Linked DNA regions of Homo sapiens: region 2 is linked to region 1. Evidence: chromatin loops called from intact Hi-C (ENCODE). Cell type or tissue: dorsolateral prefrontal cortex. All regions are shown on one strand. Each heading gives the region's core, and the rest is flanking DNA. Links, peaks and the distances in the headings are about the cores only. Region 1 overlaps DLGAP1 (DLG associated protein 1). Region 2 overlaps LOC105371965 (a long non-coding RNA gene).

Region 1 (2,917 bases), core at 218-2,717:
GAGGCCATGCCATGAGGATCGCTTGAGCCCAGGAGTCCAAGATTGGCCTGGGCAACAGAGACCCTATCTCTACAAAAATATATATTTTTTTAATTAGGCAGGCTTGGTGGCATGCACCTGTGGTCCCAGCTACTCATGAGGCTGAGGTGAGAGCATTGCTTGAGCCCAGGAGGTCGAGGCTACAGTGAGCCGTGATCGTGCCACTGCACTCCAGCCTGGGAGACAGAGGGAGACTCTGTCTCAAACAAACAAAAAACAACAAACACAAAACAAAACAAAAAAAACTAAAAAAACAAAAACTCAGAAATAGGCAGCAGCAGCTAAAGATAAGCAGAACAACCATGTTCATGTTCATATTCATGTAAGAATGTATTTTGTTAATTGACTCCCTGAATTCAAAATACAGTGCATCCATGGCAAAAAAAAAAAAAAAAAAAAAAGTTTGGAAAATAACCTGTTTACTCACTGGAAATTTGAGGTTCAGATATTGCATGTGGGGTAGTTGTAATCATCTTTCTCTATTAGAGAGTTGAAGAAGAAAGAGTCTATCTAATTTTAAATAGTTATTTAGTTATTAATTATTTTGTGATGTCATTATGCTAATTGTGACAGCTGCTTTTGGCCTCACAGGGCTGGAAAACACCTTCCTAGTTCACCTGAAACTGACTAAATGTGGGTAACAAAAGGCAGACCGAAAACAAGCATTTGGAGTAGCCAGGAGCCTCAAGCTATCTTTTGAACAGTGTAACTATACATTCTTTGGGTGCCTGGAGTTACTGTTTTCCCTGATAAATGCAAAGCAGAGCAAAGACTTTAGTTCTTGTTTTAAACCTTCAACCCCAACCGTCGACAGTACCTTTTTTTTTTTGGCTTGATAATAAAATAATGAAACTGCAGTGAGTGAGGTTTCCTCCAAGCCAAGACAGCTGACAGAATGCTTGTTCCCGCAGCACTTGAAGTAAAATGATACGAGCTCTTCTCAGACAATGAAGCCCTTGTGTGAAACAGCTGTCTCAGGGAGATGGCTCAGTGCTATTTGACAGTGGCTTGTATGTTACATAGATACGTCTGGTATTATCTAACCGGGGATGAAACGACCAGATGGAGCTGAATGCCTCCAACTAGGAATGCAGTCTACCACTGTGGGGAAAGAACATAGGCTCAGGTTTCAATGGCCCTAAGATGAAATACCGGTGATTGTACTTCTAAATCTGTCTTTGCCTTCTGAATTGTAGACAACAAATACGTGGAATTTTCAGGCTTTATCTGAAACAAACTGATAAACCTAGAGCATGTGCCGGAGGCAGATTAATTCTTCCACTTTAATTTTGCCTGGTAATAGCATCCAAGCTAGTGAAACTTGGCCTTCAGTCCCCTAGAAGGCTTGGGACCCTTGGCAGCGAATGCGGGGCTGGTAATGACACCTGAAATGGGGTTTGCCTGGTTTCAGGTTTGGTTACGGAAACTGTGCACAGTCATTGTGATGGTCTATCGGTGCCATCACCCAGGGTTTATCCGCCTGGGATTGCCTCTGCTGTGTCTCTGCGGCCTGTGAAACAGTGGGTGGCAGACAAAGCTGTATCTGTGAGTTCTGCAATTCATCTGCCTCCAGCCCGTGTGTGTTTCTAAGTGGGGAGCAATGGCTGCATTCTAGCCTAGCTCCTTTCTGTTTTATTCTCATCTAACTCTTGCAATGAACCCTCAAAAGGTCCCTCCCACTCCACCACACACACAGACACACATACTTGCATGTCTCTTTTTGTAAGCTCCAGACAACCTGAAATTAGTGACCGCAGAGGAAGTGGCAGTAATGAAAAGGAAATCGGCTGTAATGTGCCATATGTTTAACCTTGAGAATGCTCCATTCATGCCGCTTTGCACAGCGCTGGTGCCAGAAGGCCATTAGACACCATCCTTTTGTGGATGTGCTTCTTGAGGGTGGTGTCTCCCAGCTCAGGAGGGCACGAAAGCATGAAGAGGTGAAGTGATGTGGTTAATTGGGGGCAGAACTGGGCCTGGAAACAGATCTGTTCCTAGGCCAGTGGTGTTTCTGTCATTCCAGAGATGGCAAAGAGAGGGACTGGCTCACGGAGCAAGACCTCCTATCATTTTCTCCAATAACTGTTTCTGTGAAATATAAATGCAATGGACTGGTGGGGCGCAGTGGCTCATGCCTATAATCCCAGCACTTTGGGAGGCCGAGGCAGGCAGATCACGAGGTCAGGAGTTGGAGACCAGCCTGGCCAACATGGTTGAAACTCCGTCTCTACTAAAAATACAAAAATTAGCTGGGCTTGGTGGTGCATGCATGTAATCCCAGCTACTCGGGAGGCTGAGGAAGGAGAACTGCTTGAACCCAGGAGGTGGAGGTTGCAGTGAGCCGAGATCACGCCACTGCACTCCAGCCTGGGTGACAGAGCAAAACTCCATGTCGAAAATAAATTAAAAAATAAATGCAATAAATGCAATGGACTTCAAATAAAATATACAGTTTTTTTCATTTAGATTACCTAGGGAAATAGAAACTAATTTCATTTCATCCAACTTTCAAAGGCTCAAAACTGTCTTTATCTATATGATGTATATGATGCTACCATTTCGTGGCTGATATAAGTCAAGATATTGATCCAAAGAATGACCATCTTCTACGAGTAAGGCTCCTGGAGGGGTTGGAACTGGGAAAAAAAAATTAAAATTAGCTGAGTTTTTGAAAAACTTGCTCTTTAAAAACAAAATAATGTTGTTGATTTTTTTTTTTTTCCCCCAGAACACTGTGGAAACTCTGGTGTTAGTCTATGGGAAAACTTCTACTAGAGAATCCATTCTTTATTCATTAGCCACCAAGTTTCAGCTAAAAACAAAACAAAACAAAAAAAGCACTGTTGTGCAATGCAGATCAGCAACTGCCAGTCAGGAA
Region 2 (2,917 bases), core at 127-2,626, 64 kb after region 1:
CTTATCCTCACATTACAATTTATATGGAGATAATTTATGCCTTTAGAGTATTAAAATATATATTAGCAAAAATTTGAGACAAGATAGGAGAATTGAATTTGTCCTAAGATCATAAGTTAGAATGATCTGATCAAATAAGAATATGTTCAAGTTTCAGTAATTTTCTTTATAAAGAAAATAATTTGGAGGCTGGGCACGGTGGCTCACGCCTGTAATCCCAACACTTTGGGAGGCCAAGGCGGGTGGATCATTTGAGGTCAGGAGGAGTTCAAGACCAGACTAGCCAACATGGTGAAACCCTGTGTCTACTAAAAATACAAAAAAAGAGTGGGACGTGGTGGCACACGCCTGTAATTCCAGCTACTTGGGAGGCTGAGGCAGGAAAGTCACTTGAACCTGGGAGGTGGAGGTTGCAGTGAGCCGAGATTGAGCCACTGCACTCCAGCCTGGGTGACAGAATGAGACCCTGTCTCAGGAAAAAAAAAAAGGAAAATAGTTTGGAATATTTTTAAAAAACAAAACAAGCTGACACTTCCTAGAGTAACAATTTATCTTCTGAAATCCCTCCATGGTTTTATTTTCCTTACCTCTATGTTAAATATTTGTCTATAAATATGTTCCTTCTAAACCTGAGTAAATTTCCATCATTGGATTTGGTTTCCTTTCTAAGTCACCCACAGTGTGCTTCAAAGGTTGCACATTCTATTGATGTCTATAACACATTTCATTCAAAAACCCCGTTTCCTTGATATTTAGTTAAATCTCTGTACTACTTATTATTTTTATTCATTGATTTCTCATGCTTCCTTTCTTTGCCAGCTGTGCTATTGTAACCATCAACCCTAAGTTACTGCTCTTCTTTCAGCCACAAAGCATTTGTTGAATGTCTCTCTTTTCAGCCTCTGAATCATAAAACTCAGCCCAGAACATAGCCTGTTTTTAATTAGAGGTCACGATTTTTGGAGGTTAAGACTTGACACATTCTCCTGTTAATGAGCTGAATGAGACCTAAAACTGATCTCTAAACATTGCTTTTTGCTCTCTGGCCAGTTTCCAGAGATAAATTTTACTTTTTGATTGAATACAAATGAATATTTTGTATTCCTGCAGTAAGTTTTGGGGTCTATCACTCAGAGGCTTAGCTTTACATATGGTATGAGCTATGTGTATATAGTACCAAATATCAAATTTATGCTAAACTCTAATTGAACAAGCTGACCTGGGTGACAAAATAATTCTACAGCAAATTATATTTCTGTAAGACAAATTACATTTCTGTAAGACTCTAATTTTCAGTCCTTCTGTCCAAACAAAAAAGACTACAGAAACAATTTTTGTTTTGTTTTGTTTTTAGGTCTGGAAAAAGAACGGTCAACTCCCCATGTTCTGGATAAGGACAGAAACAATGGCTGATTTAAAGAATTATTTAAGGCAATGGTTCTCAATCTTGTCTATGCATTGGAATCACTAAGAGATCTTCTAAAAATTCCCAACTCGAGGCCACAGTTTTTTTTGTTTGTTTTGTTTTGTTTTTTGTTTGTTTTTTTTTAGCTTTCTAGGTGATTCCAGTGTTCAGTTAAGTTTGAGAACCACTGATTTGGAGTTTCAAAGTAACTATAGTAAAATTCTAGTTTCTAGTAATAGTGGATTTTTTTTTTCCTTTTTCAGACTAATTCCCTCCAGGTTAACAATCATGAAGTGTGAATGAACAAAAAGTTAAACAAACAAAAAGCTAGTTGAAGGCCTGAAGAGTAACCAAAAGCATAAACTGGAGGGTCGTCTTCCCCTAAAAGAAGAGAACTTCAAGATGTACAAGTTTGCACCTTTTGCCTGAAGGCAGTCCTCATTCTTCAGAAGGTTAGGGGTGGCAGAAAGCTGCATCTTCAGTGGCTTGAGATGTCAAGGACAGAAATGGGGTGGGCAGAGCAGAGCAAAAGTTAAGAAAGTTAGGAGAAGAATTCTGGAAAGAGGGGAACTGAAGAAGGAGCAAATCTCAACCTCTGAACAGAAATTTTGTTCAAATCCCTAGTTGGTTTGTGCAGCAGGGGAGACGCCAGTGGGCCCATTGAAAGGCAGCAGCCGGAAGCTGAAAACTAATCAGAGACTTCGGCTGCTATCCATTACAGGATGGTTTGAAGTTTCAGTTCAGGCGAATGAGCTGCTTGAGGACAAAAGTTAACTATTCTGAGGAATGTAGCCAAATCCGTAGTCTTTATTAATGTACCATCCATACTGTCCAGCATGTAATAAAAAATCACTAGACAAGCAAAAAAAAAAAATGACCCCATACAGAAGTGAAATATAATCAATGGAAACTGATTCTGATTAGGACATGTTACAATTAGCAAACAAGTATTTAAGGCAGCTATTATAAATGCTTATAAGGATATATATTCATAATTAGTAATGAGGAATCTCAGAGAATTAGGAATACTAAAGAACCAAGTGGAAATTTTACATGTGAAAAATACTAGTACTATAATGAAAGTCCACTGGATACGTTCATGAGCAGACTGAAGACAGCAGAAGAGTTAGTGAATTGCAAATAAATTATACAAATTATTCAATCTAAAACAGAAACAAGACTGAAGAAAAGAGCTTCAGAGACATACAGGACAACCTCAAGTGATCTAATGTAAATTTGCTGGAGTTCTGAGACAGGAAAGCAAGAAATAAATGGAAAAAATGGCCAAAATTTCCCCAAGTTTGATTTTAAAATAAATAAAAAAAATAGATTTACAGATCCAAAAGTTCAATGAACCCCCAGCTAAATAAGTACAAACAAACCATACCTAGGCATATTTTAGTGACACTGCTGAAATTCAAAAATAAGACAGCCAGAGAAAGACATTATATTTATGAGAATGATACAAATGACAGCTGATGTCTCATCAGAAACAATGGAGGCCAAAAGACA

The links. Hi-C counts contacts between places; a loop is a spot of excess contacts. Peaks named below come from ENCODE experiments on the same cell type or tissue, not always from the same donor. Only the 100,000 strongest peaks of a DNase experiment are listed, where the experiment ranks them.
Region 2: it touches region 1 in a loop (4-fold over the local background); 14 of 110 quality-filtered maps call a loop at or near these places.

What each region holds. Positions count from the first base shown.
Region 1 is chr18:3,524,934-3,527,850 of GRCh38, reverse strand. All of the region lies in intron 10 of DLGAP1 (DLG associated protein 1), which reads left to right. Among named protein-coding and RNA genes, the nearest start is that of GAPLINC, 60 kb to the right of the region's middle. RefSeq lists a silencer at 886-1,180 and an enhancer at 944-1,688. In dorsolateral prefrontal cortex, for the core only: no CTCF peak of the experiment used is centred there; DNase peaks (open chromatin) are centred at 1,020 and 1,550; H3K4me3 peaks cover 1,498 bases; H3K27ac peaks cover 2,216 bases.
Region 2 is chr18:3,461,206-3,464,122 of GRCh38, reverse strand. LOC105371965 (a long non-coding RNA gene) reads left to right here. Exons shown (of 3, transcript XR_935106.3): 3 at 1,669-2,279. Among named protein-coding and RNA genes, the nearest start is that of GAPLINC, 3.6 kb to the left of the region's middle. In dorsolateral prefrontal cortex, for the core only: no CTCF peak of the experiment used is centred there; no DNase peak of the experiment used is centred there.